Regions from separate parts of the Mus musculus genome. Here region 2 is linked to region 1. A link is a loop called in an ENCODE intact Hi-C map of the cell type or tissue named here. Cell type or tissue: heart. All regions are shown on one strand. Links, peaks and the distances in the headings refer to the core of each region. The heading gives the core; the rest is flanking DNA. Region 1 has its middle 20 kb from the start of Araf. Region 2 has its middle 17 kb from the start of Gm6938.

Region 1 (8,340 bases), core at 208-8,207:
TTTCTGTGTAGCCCTGGCCATCCTGGAACTACCTCTGTAGACCAGGCTAGCCTTGAACTCACAGATATCTGCCTACCTCTGCCTCCTGGGTGCTGGAATTAAAGGCATGCACCACCACTGCCTAGCTATGATGTCTTTGTTTTTAATAGCTGAATAGTATTCCATTATGTCAATGTGCAACATTTTATCTATTGCTCTCTTGAGAGTCATCTAGGTTGTTCCCAGTTTCTGCCTATTAGAAATAGAGCAGCAGTGAACATGGCTGAACAAGTGTCCCTGTGGTATGAGGGAGCAGCCTTTATGCATATGCCCAAGAGTGGTATCGCTGGGTCTTGAGGTAGATTGATTTCTAATTTTCTGAGGAACTGTGCTGACAGTCCTAAAATTTTGGTTTATTATTTTATTTTATTTTATTTTATTTTTTGGTTTTTCGAGACAGGGTTTCTCTGTGTAGCTCTGGCTGTCCTGGAACTCACTTTGTAGACCAGGCTGCCCTCAAACTCAGAAATCCGCCTGCCTCTGCCTCCCGAGTGCTGGGATTAAAGGCGTGCACCACCACACCCGGCTGAAATTTTGGTTTCTTAAAAAAGAAACCATAAATATTCTAAGAATGTGTTTTTGTTTTAATCCCAGGTGGGGCTGCTTTGGACTGACTACAGCACACTATGATTTGCCTCGAGCTGAGGTGTGGTTTCTGCCAGCTGCAGATAGTTTCTGGGACAGTGTGATGTTTGGAATTATTGGAACTTTTCAGAGGGTATATAAATGGGCTCTAAGAGGAGAGATTGGTGGTTGGTGGTAGTTTAGGGGGCGTTGGTTGCAGTTTGTTAGCTGGCCATGCTCAAAGAAGAAAAAAAAGGAAAAAATTAGGCTTAGGTACTTCTAATTCTTTCTTCCCACTCTATCCTTCCTTCTTTCCTTTCTAGTGATAGGGGGTGAAACTAGGGGGGATAAAGGGTGGGAAAAAGAAGAACCAACAAAGTAGCAAAAAACTAGCTACAAGAAACTGCCATGTGATTTCCAGAGTAGTTGTACAAATTTTCACTCCCTCCAGCAATGTTCCCCTTGCGAACATGTGCTGTCACTTGAGTTTTTGATCTTAGCCATTCTGACAGCTGTAAGATGGAATCTCAAAGTTGTTTTTATTTGTATTTCTCTGATGGCTAAAGATGTTGAATGTTAAGTGTTTCTTGAAGAGATCCATATATCTGCTTCTGCCTCCTAAGTGCTGGAATTAAAGTACCATTTTTTTTTTCATCTGTGTGTGTGTGTGTGAGTGTTTGTGTGCGCGTGTGTTCATGCCTGATACTTATAGCCCAAAGGGTGTCACAGTCCATGAAAGAGAGCCCAGAGAGTGTAGCATCCCTTGGAACTGGAATTAGAGGCAGTTGTGAGATGCCTAATTCGGGTGGTGGGAATTATACCTAGGTCCTCTGGAGGAACAGTAACCACTCTTAGCCATGGAGCCATCTCTGTAGTCTCTCTATTCATTCTTTCATCCCTCCCTCCCCCTCCCTCCCTCCCCTCCCCTCCCCCCCCCTCCCCTTCCCTTTCCTTCCTTCTTTCCTTCTTTCTTTAGAGGCAGAGTTTCACTCTGCAGTCTTGGCTGACCTGTAATTCACTATGTACACCAGCTTGGCCTCAAACTCATACAGAGACTTTGGCCCCGTTCCCCTTGGTTGCTAGGATTAAAGGTGGGCATCACCACTCCTGGCTTACTATTTATTTTAAATCAGAGTTGTATTATGTTGTTCAGACTAAGTCTCAAACTTCTGGTCCAAGCAACTGCAGTACTCTGTACTCTTCTATAGTGCTCCTTTAAATAAAAAAGATTTTATGTGTATGGGTGTTTTGCTTACATGTATGTTTTAAAATAATAACAGTTGTGTGTCTTTTGTCCAGGAACTGAATGATCAAGGTGAGGTAGAAACTCCAAATTGGGATTAAAAATTTATACAACAGTGCAGCGCTTTCAAAGGCCAGAAGGCATCAGATCCCCTGGAACTGGAGTTATAGATGGTTTTGAGCCACCATGTGGGTGCTGAGAATAGAAAGAATCTGCATCCTCTAGAAGAGCATTCAGTGCTCTTAACTGCTGAACCATCACTCTAGGCCTCTGTAATGTAATATTTAATGACATATTTATTACCAACCATTCTTTTGAGACAAGGTCTCGTGAATTATAGGCTGGCCTCAAACTAGCTAAGGCTGACCTTGAATTCCTGATTCTCTTCCTTCCATCTTCCAGATGATAGGGTTACAAGTATGAGCTACCAATCCCAGCTGTGTTACCGATATAAGTTAAAGGTAATGGAATCCTTTGGAACGTTGTAAGATGCCACACTATTTTGCCTTTTCTTTATTCAAGTAATGTCCTGAAATGGGTCTATTTTTGGTAATGATAGATTAAGTATTTATTCCATAGTCTTTTATGGGGCATCTTCCCACTTATAAAACAGAATTAGTCTAAGATTTTTGAACATTTTTTTCCATTAAGAGTTGTCATGGGGGCTGGCAAGATGGCTCAGTGGTTAAGAACGCCAACTGCTCTTCTGAAGGTCCTGAGTTCAAATCTCAGCGACCACATGGTGGCTCACAACCATCAGTAACGAAATCCGATGCCCTCTTCTGGAGTGTCTGAAGACAGCTACAGTGTACTTACATATAATAAATAAATCTTTGGGTTTTTGTTTGTTTGTTTGTTTGTTTGTTTGTTTTTCGAGACAGGGTTTCTCCATAAAGCCCTGCTGGCTGTCCTGGAACTCACTTTGTAGACTAGGCTGGCCTCAAACTCAGAAATCCACCTGCCTCTGCCTCCCAAGTGCTAGGATTAAAGACGTGAGCCACCACCGCCCAACAGTAAATCTTTAAAAAAAAAAAAAAAAAAAGAGTTGTCACTATGGTTGGAGACACACAGCTTTAGTGATAGAGGGATTTGTCTATAATTTCTGAGAGCCAGGGTTTTATTCCTCAGGATTCCAGCATCAAAACAGTTTTCTAAGCCGGGCATGGTGGCGCACGCCTTTAATCCCAGCACTCAGCAGGCAGAGGCAGGCGGATTTCTGAGTTCGAGGACAGCCTGGTCTACAAAGTGAATTCCAGGATAGCCAGGGCTACACAGAGAAACCCTGTCTCGAAAAACCAAAACCAACCAACCAAACAAAACAGTTTTCTACTAATTTCTTCCTGTGTTACTTCCCTAAGAAAGGCAAATAGCTTCCAAATGTTTCTAGGCTACTCTAGTAGCTTCTTGAAGGGGACAAACAGGAAAATATGGTATGTATTTTATTAGACCTCACACCAAAATAAAATTCCACCAATATAAAAGCTTTAATGCAAAACAAAACACCATGGAAATATAAAATTAAAATTAAAAAACAAGGGCAGAGCTTTGTATGGTGGTGTACATATGTTCAATTTACTATTGTGATATGTCTCTTAATGTATTTTCACCATTCACACATCTGTGTATTTTCAATATTGTTTTCTAAGCATTTCCATTTCTCTACATCTTTTAAGTATATTTTAAAGTGAGACTAGCAATCTTAGAAGAATAAAGGCAGGAAGATCCTGAGTTTGAGGCTAGGCTAGGCTACATAGTGAGGCGCACCCCCCATTTCAAAAAAGAGTAAAGGAAGAAAAAGAATTTTTTATGATTGAGAAATCAGCATTCATGAAAGAAACAATGAAATCCCTTAGCATTTGATTATTTGCTGTGCTTCTGAAGTTTCTGTTGGTCTTTTATTAAGACAGTTCTGTGTGTTTTACAGCGCTTCAGACCAAGCTCAGAATCATACATAGGAAGCAATTGCTGTGACACTGGGCTGTAGAATCAGGCTCTAAGAAAATTAAAAAAAAAGGAAATGAGATCGGGGAGCGCTCATTCTCTTACACGTTATTTTTATTCGCTTGGAAATAACACAACAGCATCTTTCTAAGTTAGCACATTCCTTTAAATGACGGTGTTTAATGAGTTTGTGGCTGTCTATGCAGAAATGTCTTTGATTACTACTCTTTTTTTAACTAATAACACACGTGAGGAGTGAAGAATCAGCCTTATATCGACACTAACAATTTCTAAATATCTGTATCAAAGGGTTTCAGACTCATAATCCAATTGCTTTTATAACATCCTCTGCTCCAACTATAGCTGGAGTCAAGGGGCTCTGAGAAGAAAACTGTCAGAACACTACCCAGGTAGATTTGAAGTCTGATATTTAAAGAACAAAGCAGAACTACAAATGTTTGGAGTAGCAGAGAGCTCAGTGGATAAAGATATCCAATATCAAGCCTGATCGACTGGGGGAAGGAGAGAACTGAGTCCCTGGGGATGTCCTCTGACCTCCACATGTGCCTGCTCCATGGTATGCATGCACACACATATGTACGATAAATAAACTAATTAATTAAAATACATATGTTTATTAATATTCTGAAAATAATAAAGTTAAGAATGTTAAAAACCACAGTTTTGCTTTTCAATATGATGATTTTTTAAAAAAATTATACTTTAGTTATCCATTAAAAAAAACAAACTTTAATTCAATAACACAAAAGAGAGGGGGAATGAGCTTTCTAATGTGGTTACCTAAATAAATTTTCTAAGCTGTTTCTAACTGGCATTTAAACTCAGATGGATACTTGGTTCTTTTTCTTTGGCTCTTAGAATTTTGTCCTTCACTATGGCTAATTTCTTTCCAGAAAATTCCCTAGATGGAATTTGGTGCATAGCCCAGCAGAGGGCCCCATTTCCATTTTCTGAGTGACACCCAGCATACACCAAACCACTGCGACAACAATCAGCAAATCAGCAGCGAGGACTGCTGTCCTCCTACATTCCACCTACGTGGCTGGGGCTATTGGGTTCCAGTTCCAGCTGCTGAGCTTAGGACAGATGGTGTCTGCAATTCCTTTCAGCCATGGAGGCGGAGATAGACGTGGTTTCTAAAAATAACTAGTGGTTCTGGAGGAGTCCTATTTTGTTAAAAGCATGCAAGTAGTTTTTGTTGCAGCTTTTATCCCTCTAAGATTCCTATCCTCGTTTTAAAATATACTTAAAAGATGTAGAGATATAGAAATGCTTAGAAAAACATATTGAAAAGACACAGATGTATAAGTGCTTGGTGAATGCACGTTGAGAAACATTTCACAATAGTAAATTGAACAAATTACAATTGAGTTTATTACAGCTTGTTTTTATTTTTGTTTTGTTTTGTCTTGTTTTGAGATAAGGTAGGTCCCAGGCTGGCTTAGAACTCATGACTCTCCTGCCTTAGCTTTCCAAGTGCTGGGATAAAAGGCATGAACCACCAACCCAGGCTCAGAAATGTGTGTGTGTGTGTGTGTGTTACAGTAGTAGAAAGCTGTCTCATAGATGGACCAGTGGGGACCCATCCAGTTGGCCTCTCTCTATTCCTTATCCACAGATGTAGGGCATCGCTGGAATGAGGACCCATGAGCTCCTATTAGCCAAGGCAAATTCTCAAATTTATGGCCAACTCCCATATAGAAAGACAGAAGTTTAGAGCACTATTTCCAGGTTTTGTGCCTTGCATTGAAGAAGAGGAAGGACTAGTTTTTATGGCTAGCCTTAGGAAAGCCAAGTAAGAGAAGGGGCAGGGGACAAGGTCAGAAAGGTCTTGCTTCAACTCAAAGTACAGAATACATCAATTCTCTATATAATTTGTGGCAGTGTGTTCTGAGCCTGTATCACTAAGGAGTTTCTTTCTTTCTTTTTTTTTTATTAGGTATTTTCCTCGTTTACATTTTCAATGCTATCCCAAAGGTCCCCCATACCCACCCCCCCAATCCCCTGCCCACCCACTCCCCCTTTTTGGCCCTGGCGTTCCCCTGTACTGGGGCATATAAAGTTTGCAAGTCCAATGGGCCTCTCTTTGCAGTGATGGCCGACTAGGCCATCTTCTGATACATATGCAGCTAAAGACAAGAGCTCTGAGGTACTGGTTAGTTCATATTGTTGTTCCACCTATAGGGTTGCAATTCCCTTTAGCTCCTTGGGTAATTTCTCTAGCTCCTCCATTAGGGGCCATGTGACCCATCCAATAGCTGACTGTGATCATCCACTTCTGTGTTTCTTCTTCAACAAAAGAAAACCCTGGCCAGGCGGTGGTGGCAGCACACACACACACCTTTAATCCCAGCACTCAGGAGGCAGAGGCAGGCGGATTTCTGAGTTCGAGGCCAGCCTTGTCTACAGAGTGAGTTCCAGGACAGCCAGGGCTACACAGAGAAACCCTGTCTCGAAAAAAAGAGAAAAGAAAAAAAGAAAACCCTGAAGCACAAACATTAAGTAATTAAGAGGTGACTCTAGTAGTGGCATGAATTTATAATCCCTGAACTGAGAGGTGGGACAAGGAAGATTGTGAGTTCAAAGCAATCACTGTCTCAAAAATGGGGTGATATATTTTACTATATTAAGATGCATTCTTCATAAAATTATACTGTAATTAGGTCTAAGAGATAAACCACAAAATGAAAGAAAATAAAAATAAAAATCCTCTTATTTACAATGTAAAAGTGCAAAACAGAATAAAAACTAAGGACGCAACAGGAAGCAGGCAGTATAGGAGCAGAACCCATAACCTAGGACATTTTAAAAATGACATATTATTGTCATTTGTTGTGCTTGCCTCCCTAGGCTTCATGTATTAAAATTAAATTTTCATCAAGAGAGTGGAAATTTAATCTGACTGCATTATTTAGAATTAAGGTTTTATTATTTTTAAATTGAAAATAGATTCTTATTCTCATACCCTATATCCTGTTTAATAAGATAAAACAAAGTACGCCACATGGAAGCTGGACCAGGCAACCCAACAGAAGTAAAAGAGACTGGGGAGCAGGAACAAGAATCAGAAGTCCACTCATTCACACACTCAGAAGTTCTATAAAAATACTAAGTGGAAAGCTACAGTATATATGCAGAGGACCTGGTGTAGACCTGTGAACGCTGTGTTTGCTGCTTCAGTCTCTGAGACTTCATATGAGCCTTGTTTACTTTTACAGACCTTGTTTTCCTGCTGCTCTCCATGCTTTCTTTCTGCCTCCTCTTCTGAAGGTTCCCCTGAACTCTGAAGAAAAGATTGGATGGAGACATCATCTCATTTACAGTTGTGTGTTCCAGGGATCTCTCCCTCCCTCCCCCTCCCCTCTGTGTGTGTGTGTGTGTGTGTGTGTGTGTGTGTGTGTCTGCACAAGCGGGAATGCATCTGTTTCGATCTGCTGCCAGAGGAAGCTTCTCTGATGATGGCTGATTAAGGCATATAGCAGAATATCATCAGGAGTCATTTTATTGACACCCCCCCCATTTTTTAGCAATATTATGTGGTTTTATCCCAGGTCTCTTGGCTATCTGGTCTCTAGTTCTTGGTCACCCAAGCAGTGCCAGGTATAAATTCCTTCCATGGAGTGGGCCTTAAGTCAAATTAGACATTTGTTGGGAACTTCCACAAGTTCTTTGCCACCATTGCCCTATCATATCTTGTATGCAGGACTGATTATAAGCTAGAGTTTTTTTGTAGCTGTGTTAGCATTTACATCTTTCTCTTGGTAGCTTGCAGAGTACCTTCTCACACCAAAGAGACTAGGACATAGGAGTGAATGCTTCATGTTGGCACCAGCTCTAATTTTCCATACAATAAGCTGTGTGGGTATTGTCCTCAGCAATGGGTCCCAGTTGTCAGCCTGGGTTGTTTAGAGATTTCCATGGGACCCTGTTGGCAAAGAACTCAACTGAATGCAGCTCAGCCTCAGTATTGGAAGCTTCCTTTTATGACAAGAGGTGGCCAGTTGCGACTTCATCTCCACGAATATTAGGACACCTTATTAGGATCACCTTCATATATTTTAGAAAGTTTCCACTGCACATGATTTCAATACCATCCCCCAAATGCCCTGCAATTCCAGCTGTCTCTCCCTGCAATCCTTCCTTTAAACCCATCTCCACTTCCTCTTGTCACCTTAACTTGTTCCCATCCCCCACCCCCAGTCCACCCATAAGATATGTTTTATTCACCCCTCCCAAGGAGATCAGATCCATGTGTTCCCCACTCTACACCCAGCCTTTCTGGGTCTACAGATTGTAAGTTGATTACCATTTATTTAATGGCTAGTATCCACATAAAAGCAAATGCAAACCATATTTATTTTTCTGAGTCTGGGTTACCTCACTTAGGATGATTATTTCTAGTTCCATCCATTTGCTGCAAATTTCATGATTTCATTCTTTTTAACAGCAGAATAATACTCCATTGTGTTAATAAATCACATTTCCTTTTATCCATTCTTCTGTTGAGGGACATCTAGGTTATTTCCAGTCTC
Region 2 (8,340 bases), core at 192-8,191, 520 kb after region 1:
TAGTCATCCTATTCGCCCCCTCAAATATATTTTTCAAGTATTTATTTATTTAGTGTGTATCTGCACATGTACCTGCCACCATGTATATTTGGAGGTCAGAGGACAAATCTTGGGAGCCTGTCTCTTTCTGCCACCATGTAGGATGAGGGCTGAAACTTGGGTTTCAGGCCTGTTCATAAGTGCTTCTTCCTGCTAAGCCAACTTGCCAGTTCTCATCTCACTTATTTACACACACACACACACTCTCTCTCTCTCTGTATGTGTGTGTGAAGGATGTCAAAAACTCTCTTCTAGCTACTTTGTAATATGCAATGTATTGCTAACAATAGTTACCCTATTGTACAGTAGGACACTAGGAAGGATTCCTCCTATTGTGTCTGGAACATTATCCCCATTGACCTATCCTCGCTGCAGTCTTTGTATTGGGGTGATGCCACTTTTTAAGCTTCCACATACAAGTGAGCCATATATGCACTTTTAATAGGTCATGTTTGAGTTATACTACTGTTTTATAAAAGTTGGGAAGTTAGGAAAATTGTATCTCCTTTCTAGATCCCTGGCTTTCTTTGTAACAGGACTCACATGTGAAAGTGTACCTAGATATATTTTCACAGTACCCTGCCCACTGCAACACATGACTTGTGTTTTTTGTAAAAGAAGTTGTTGTGAGATTTCCTATGTAGAGATTATGTAGAATTCAAAGATTGGCCATTTTTATACATATAATCTTTTAATTATTTTTGTTTTTGCAGACAGATTTTTTTAAATTTTAATCTTTTTTTTACAGTCCGAATTTTGTCCCCCTTCCAGTACACTCACTGCCTGTTCCACATCCCATACTTCCTCCCCTGTCTCCACAAGGATATCCCCACCCCTGCACCCCCACCCCCACCCTACTTGACCTCTAAACTCCCTGGGGCCTCCCATCTCTTGAGCATCTTCTCTGACTGAACACAGACCCGGTAGTCCTCTGCTGTATATGTGTTGGTGGCCTCACGTCAGCTGGTGTAGGCTGCCTGGTTGGTGACCCAGTGTCTGAGAGATCTCAGGGGTTCAGGTTAATTGAGACTGCTGGTCCTCCTACAGGGTCACCCTCCTCCTCAGCTTCTTTCAGCTTTTCCCTAATTCAGCCACAGGGGTCAGCAGCTTCTGTCCATTGGTTGGATATAAATATCTGCATCTGACTCTTTCAGCTGCTTATTGGGTCTTTCAAAGGGTAGTCATGATAGGCCCCTTTTTGTGAGCACTCCATAGCCTCAGTAATAGTGTTAGGCCTTGGGACCTCCCCTTGAGCTGGATCACACTTTGGGCCTGCTGCTGGCCTTCTTTTCCTCAGGCTTCTCTCCATTTCCATTCCTGTAATTATTTCAGACAGGAACAATTATGGGTCAGAGATGTGACTGTGGGATGGCAACCCTATCCCTCACTTGATATTCTGTCTTCCTGCTGGAGGTGAGCTCTATAAGTTCCCTCTCCTTACTGTCAGACATTTCATCTAAGGTCCCTCCCTTTGATTCCTGAAAGTCTCTTACCTTCCAGGTCTCTGATGCATTCTGGAGGATCCCCCTACCTTCTACATCCCGAGGTTGCTTGTTTCCATTTTTTCTGCTGGCCCTCAGAGCTTCAGTCCTGTTCCCCCACCCAATACCAGATCAGATTCCCGTCTTCCCCTCCCTTTCCTCTTTCCCACCCAGGTCCTCCCTCCCCACTTCCTCTGATTGCTTTTTTCCAACTCAAAAATTATTTTAGATTTGTTATTTATTTATTTATTTATTTATTTATTTAGTGTTTTATGAGCATTTTGTATGTATATGCACTACATGTGTGAATAGTGCCTGCAGAGGTTTGAATAGGGGATTGGATCCCCTGGAACTTGAGTTATTGATGGTTTTGAGTCACTATGCGGGTGCTGGATGTGGAATCTGAGAGCTCTACAAGAGAAACCAATACTTTCAACCAACGAGTCATTTTTCTAGTTGGCACTGCCAACTTTTGATGGGTGGAAAATTTTAGTTTAGGGGTTTGGGTTCAAACATGGAATTCCACCATTTCTTTCAGGTGGTTTGTAATGTGAGTCATAAGACATCATATGGGTAACTGTAGGTTCAAATATTTTTTCAGCTCAATGAAAGACAGACTTGTAAAGAATACTGATAATCTACATCCATATTTGTTGTACACCCAGGAGAACATATAAGGTAGTGGAGGAACAGCACGATATATATTGAGCTACCCATGACTTACATGTTGTAGGAAGTACTATTCACATGTTTAATAGAACTGTGTTTAAAAGTGTATACAGCAGGATGGTAGTGGTGCACGCCTTTAATTCCAGCATTTGGGAGGCAGAGGCAGGCGGATCTTCAAGTTTGAGACCTGCCTGGTCTACAGAGAGAGTCCCAGGACAGCCAGAGAAATCTTGACTCAAACAAAACAAAACAACAAAAAAAAAAAATAAAACAAACCAAAGCAAAAGAAAACACGTACAATGAGTAGTAGTGGTGTGTTGATCTGTGAGGGATGCGGAGCCTCTCTGTGTTCATTCTTGATGAAACTCTCCACTGGATAAAAATTTGGCTTCCCTCTCCCCTCTAGTTGTGATGTATGTGTCTACTAAATAGACATTTTATTTCAGCTTTACAAAACCTTAACAAAGTCTATCCTTTTGAAATAATTTAATGCCAAATAACTCTTCATGCTTTGAGAATTTGGAAGGCTCTTTCATCTGAGAAGCAAATGTGTTTGCATTCATTTCTTTGATTTTCCTTTTTTGTTTGTTTGCTTGAGAAAGGTTTTCACTCTATGTCCCTGGCTGTCCTGGAGTTTGCTTTGTAGACCAGGCTGGCCTGGAACTCACACAGACCCACCTGCCTCCTGAGTACTAGGATGAAAGGCAAGCACCACCATGCCCACCTGGCTCTTTGATTGTTCTTAACACTAACTGGTAGTTTCGACTTTGGTCATCTTGCTGATGTCACTCATGATCCACGGGGCAAGTTAGTGCTTGGTCATTGAGAACTTGGTTTTTTTTATTTTGCTCTGGGTAAAGTTAGAAAGACTTTTAATTTGGTCTTCAAGCTTACCGTGATTTTTATATACATTAACACGGAAATTATGAATCTAGGTAGAAGGATATAGTGTCATAGAAAAGATTTCTTTGTAATAAAAAAGGATATTTATTTCAGTTTTTACAGAAGTCAAGGCTATTAAACCTCTGGACAGATTTAAAACTTGTACAATAATCTAGGCACGTGCTGTCCTCTAGTGGCAATGTTTGATAAAGCAAGACATTGCCTTGGCGACAAGATTAAAGTATATTGTTCCATGCTAGCTACTATAACAAAATACTTAAGCAGGATAATTTGTAAGCAACAGAAATTGCCTAACTTTTTGGGATTGGGACATCTAAATTTAGGGTGCTAGCAGATTTTGTACCTGGTATGGGATTCTCTCTTCTTTGAAGACAGTACCTTTTTGCCATAGTGGAAAGGGTGAAAAGGCCCTCTTAAAGCTGTTTGCCCCTTTCCCTTCAGAATTCTAATCTTATTTGTGAAAATAGAGCCCTTTCAAAGACCATGACATCTTACTATTATAACATTGGAGGTTTAGTTTTATTTGGGCACGCAACACACTCAGACTATAGCATTATTTTATATGTAATAACTGCTGTGGATAAATGGCAGTAGAAAGCTATGTGTTGGAACACAAGGTAAGTATACTGTTCTTATTCTAGATATTATAGTAGGATTATCAAGAGAAGAAGCAAATAGAAGGCATCTGCACCTGCATCTGTTTGTTATATTGAATCACCTTACATGACTATTAATTAACTCATCTGTTTTTACTTGGCATTTACTAGCCTGGGACCCATTTGCTTCTAGTTACTGCATTTGTATGTCTACCTGCAGTAAGGCTTGGTCTACAGAGAGGATTTTTAATAGCAAAATCTGAATTAATAAAGTTTCTACAGGGAAAAATAGAACTGATAGGATATGTGTATACATCCACATACATTTATATCCACAAATACACTCATATACTTATATGGGATTGATTCACTTGAAAAGATACAGTTATCAAGCTGGAGAGCCAGGAGAGCCAAAAGAGTATGTGGTTCTAGCCCAAGTATGAAGGCCCGAGAATGGGAATGATAACCGTGTAGCTTTAGTTTGAAAGTCAGCAGGCTTTCAAACTATGATGTTCCAGTTGCAGGGCAAGAGAAGGGTGATGACTCAGCTGTAAGGCACACAAGCAGGAGGATTTTCCCTTTCCTGTGATTGTTTGCTACATCCAGGCTTTCAACTCCTTCCATGATGCCTTCCTTATTATGGAGGATGTTACAATTAACACATGGTTTTAATGTCCGAATCTCTTGCTGTTTGATGTCATACATCATCTCAAGACTCAGTCAGCAAGAAGGTTCCCACCAAATACAGACTTCCAACCTCTGGAACCACAATAAGCTTCCTTTCTTTCATACCTCAGTACATTTGTGATACTTTGTTATTAGCATGGAAAATTAATTAACTACAAAAAAATTGACTACAAAGGGCAATAATCTCATTCCAATAATCTCATACAGAGTATGTGGCTTTTTTCATTGTACTGGAATTATTTCACAACTTTAAAGTTCTGGACTACTTATATTATAGTAATGTCAAATCATTGTGGTTTATAGATGCTAGAGGGAGAAAGACTGTCCCAGTCCTTTTCTGTTTTTCTTTGTTTCCTGGCCACTACATCTTCCCTCTTCTATGTCTTGTCTCATTGCAGGCCCAAAGGCAATGGGGACAACTAACTATGGACTGAAATTAAAGAAAACCCGAGCTAAATAATTCTTCTGAGTTGATTATGTCAAATATTTTTATCACAGCAATAGAAAGCTGACCAGTAATCTCTATGTGAAAACTTAGGCATGAGAGTGACATTCCACCAAGTAGACTCAGTTAAGCAAACTTCCTGCTGTGGTAGCTCATTTTGCATATAAACTCAGTTGTTGGGCTAGAGTGATGGTTTAGTGGTTAAGAGTATGATTGTATGATTGTTTTCCCAGAGGATTTGGGTTCATTTTCCAATACGCCTACGCAAGCATCTGTAACTGCAGATGATGTGTTGCCCTCTTCTGGTGTCTATGGGTACTACATGCATGTGTTTCACCTACATACATGCAAGTAAAAAACTCATACACATAAAAAAATATATCTAAAAAGAAAAAATATATTTGATTGTCCCCTTTATCCCGTGATGAAAACCATTTAACTACTCAGTCCAGTGCTCTAGATCTATGTCTGTGGCTTGATTCTTCTTTGAACTGTTTGTTTTGTGTTAAACAACCTTCCCTGGTTTACAGAGAAAACAATGGGGTCCAACCAAGTCTTTAATATTTATACTTTTGTATCTTTCAGAATTGAATAAGGAAAAAAATCAGGCAAAAAACTAGAATTAAATTTTAATGTAGTAGGTAACAAAACTGGTTTTGTCATCAGACTCTGTTTTCTTCTACAATAGATGACATCTTTATTCAGAATTTTGTTGAGGCTTTTGGGCTTAATTTCTCCACATTTCTTTGCATCTCTTGTTACTTTTAGAAAGAAATATCACAGTCTGAATGTGAAAATTACTTCTTTGATGTGTTCAATGATGGTCCAAATTTGCGTAAACTTCTACAAGGTGGGTCTTTTGTTTCTCAATGCTATATACTTAATTTGTGTAACAAATATAATTGACCTTGAGATAGCTTTACCAACGCATGATTATATACTTAATTACATTTTTTGAGGTGCTAGAAATCAAAGCACAGTAGGTGAGTGCTTTAGTACTGAGCTATACCTACAATCCTGTGTATTGCAAAATCAATACCTTGTAGGTAAGGTCTTAATCCAAATAAAAGGTACCATGTGCTGTATAATTAATAGATAATGGTAAAATACATTCCAGGTCAGAGAGAAAGCCTTATATTTTTATCCTGGGCTGGAAGCAACTGAGATATGTGAATGTACATCTGTAGCTATATTCATAATTAACATATTTCTGATAGATATCAAACATAAAAACTTTGCCTTAATTCAAATATTTTATTACCTGTTTTATAAACCTTTGTTAACCCTAAGGAGATCATGATAGTCTCCTAGAATATTTTATACTTGATCTTAGCCAAAAGGCTGAGAAGCGATCCTAGAATTTTTAAAATTACTTAATTTAATCCATACCCTGACTACAGTTTCCCTACCCCCCCTCCTATTCTTTCCCTCCTCACGAACCTCCATCCACGCTTCCTCGCTTTTCAGAAAAGGGGAGGCCTCCCATGCATATCAACCTGTCTTCCATTTCATGTTGCAGTAAGATGAGGCACACCTTCTTCTATTGAGGGTAGACAAGGCAGCTCAGTTAAGGGAGAGGGATCCAAAGGCCGAGGACAAGAGAGTCAGAGATATCTCCTGCTCCTATTGTTGAGGAGTTGCACATGAAGACCCAGTTGCATAACTGTGACATATGTGCACAGGGCCTAGATCAGTCCCATGCATGCTTGCTGATTAGTTGTTCAGTTCTCCGTGAACTCCTATCTGCGCAGGTTAGTTGATTCTGTAGGTTTTATTGTGGTGTCTTTGACCTCTCTGGCTCTTTTAGTTCTTCCTCCCCGCCTTCCGTAGTATTACCCAAGCTCTGCCTGATGTCTGTCTGTGGATCTGTTTCTATCAGTTACTGGAAGAAGCCTCTCTGATCATGGTTATGCTAAGCTCATGTCTGCAAGTATAGCAGAATATCATAACAGTGCCAGGGGTAGGCTTTTTCACAGCATGGGTCTCAAGCAAGTCCAGTCATTGGTTGGCTTTTCCTTCAAATTTTGCTTCCTCTTTTATCCCTGCACATCTTGTAGGCAGGACAAATTGTGGGTCTAAGGTTTTGTGGTTGGGTTTGTGTCCCAAACCCTCCATTAGAAGTCTTGGCCTGGTTATAGGAGATGGCCAGTTCAGGCTCCATATCCATCATTGCTACGAGTCTTTGCCAGAGTCACCCTCAGATTTCTGGCACTTTCCATTGGCCTAGTTTTCTAGCTCGTGTCAGAGACACCACCACCTCCATCTAGTAATCTCCCCCAGTATCCTCTCTGTCTGTTCTCCACCAAACTCATCCCTCCAGTTCACATTCCCTTGCCCATCCATACTCTGGTCTAGTTCCCTCCCCTCTGTAGAGGGGAGGAAATAGGTATGTATTCTATTTCCCTTTCATAGTGAGATTCATGAACTCTGCCCCCAGCCCTCCTTGTTACTTTGCTTCTTTGGGTCTATGGATTATAGCATGGTTATCCTTTATGACTAATATGCACTTATCAGTGAGTACACACTATGTCTTCTGGGTCTGGTTTATCTCACTCAGGATGATATTTTCTAGTTCCATCCACTTGATGTCTTTGTTTTTCATAGCTGAATAGTATATCCATTGTGTGGATGTGTCACATTTTCTGTATCTATTCTTCAGTTGAGGGTTATTTCCCTCATCTAGGTTATTTCCAGGTTCTGTCTATTGTGAATAAAGCTGCTATAAATATAGGCAAATGTTCTTGTGGGATGGTGGAATATCTTTTGAGTATATGCCCAGGAGTGTTATAGCTGGATCTTGAGGTAGAGTGATACCCAATTCTTATATTTTTGGTTGTGAGCCCAGCCTTTAATGGCTGAGCCATCTCTCCAGCCCAGATATCCAATTCTTAATCTTAGAGTGTGAGCCATTTGTGTTCTGTTCAAGTTGTCACCTATACCAATGAGTTTGAGGCTCTTTCCTACTTTCTCTTCTATTAGATTTAGTGTATCTAGTTTTATGTTGAGTTCCTTTATCCAGTTGGGCTTCTACATACAGACATTCAGTTAGACCAGCACCATTTGTTGAAGATGCTTTATTTCTTCCATTGTATTGTTTTGGCTTCTTTGCCAAAAATCAAGTGTCCATACGTGTGTGGGTTTATTTTTAGGTCTTCTATTCTATTCCATTCCATTGATAAACCTGCATATTTCTGTGCCAATACAATGTGTATTTTATCACTATTTCTCTGTAGTACAGCTTGAGGTCAGGGATGGTGATTCCTCCAGTTCTTTTATTGTTCAGGATTGTTTTGGCCATCCTGGGTTTTTTTCCATATGAAGTTGAGAATTGCTCTTTCAACATCTGTAAAGGCGTTTGCCAACACTGCCCGGCCTCTATTTTATTGATTTCAGCCCCGAGTGTGATAATTTCTTGCCATCTACACTTCTTGGCTGTGTTTGCTTTTTTGTTGTTGTTGTTCTAGAGGTTTTACGTTTGCTGTTAAGTTGCTAGTGGATAGGCATGCCCCCCCCCCCGTTT

What was found. A loop is a pair of places that touch in the nucleus more often than their neighbours do. Peaks named below come from ENCODE experiments on the same cell type or tissue, not always from the same donor. Only the 100,000 strongest peaks of a DNase experiment are listed, where the experiment ranks them.
Region 2: a loop joins it to region 1, with 5 times the contacts of the local background. A loop is called at or near these places in 2 of 42 quality-filtered maps.

What each region holds. Positions count from the first base shown.
Region 1 is chrX:20,824,320-20,832,659 of GRCm38, forward strand. It overlaps a transcript of Araf not described here. Among named protein-coding and RNA genes, the nearest start is that of Araf, 20 kb to the right of the region's middle. In heart, for the core only: a CTCF peak has its summit at 4,730 (motif pointing right); a DNase peak (open chromatin) is centred at 4,822.
Region 2 is chrX:21,347,445-21,355,784 of GRCm38, forward strand. No RefSeq gene overlaps it. Among named protein-coding and RNA genes, the nearest start is that of Gm6938, 17 kb to the left of the region's middle. In heart, for the core only: CTCF peaks have their summits at 3,276 (motif pointing left) and 5,129 (motif pointing left); no DNase peak of the experiment used is centred there.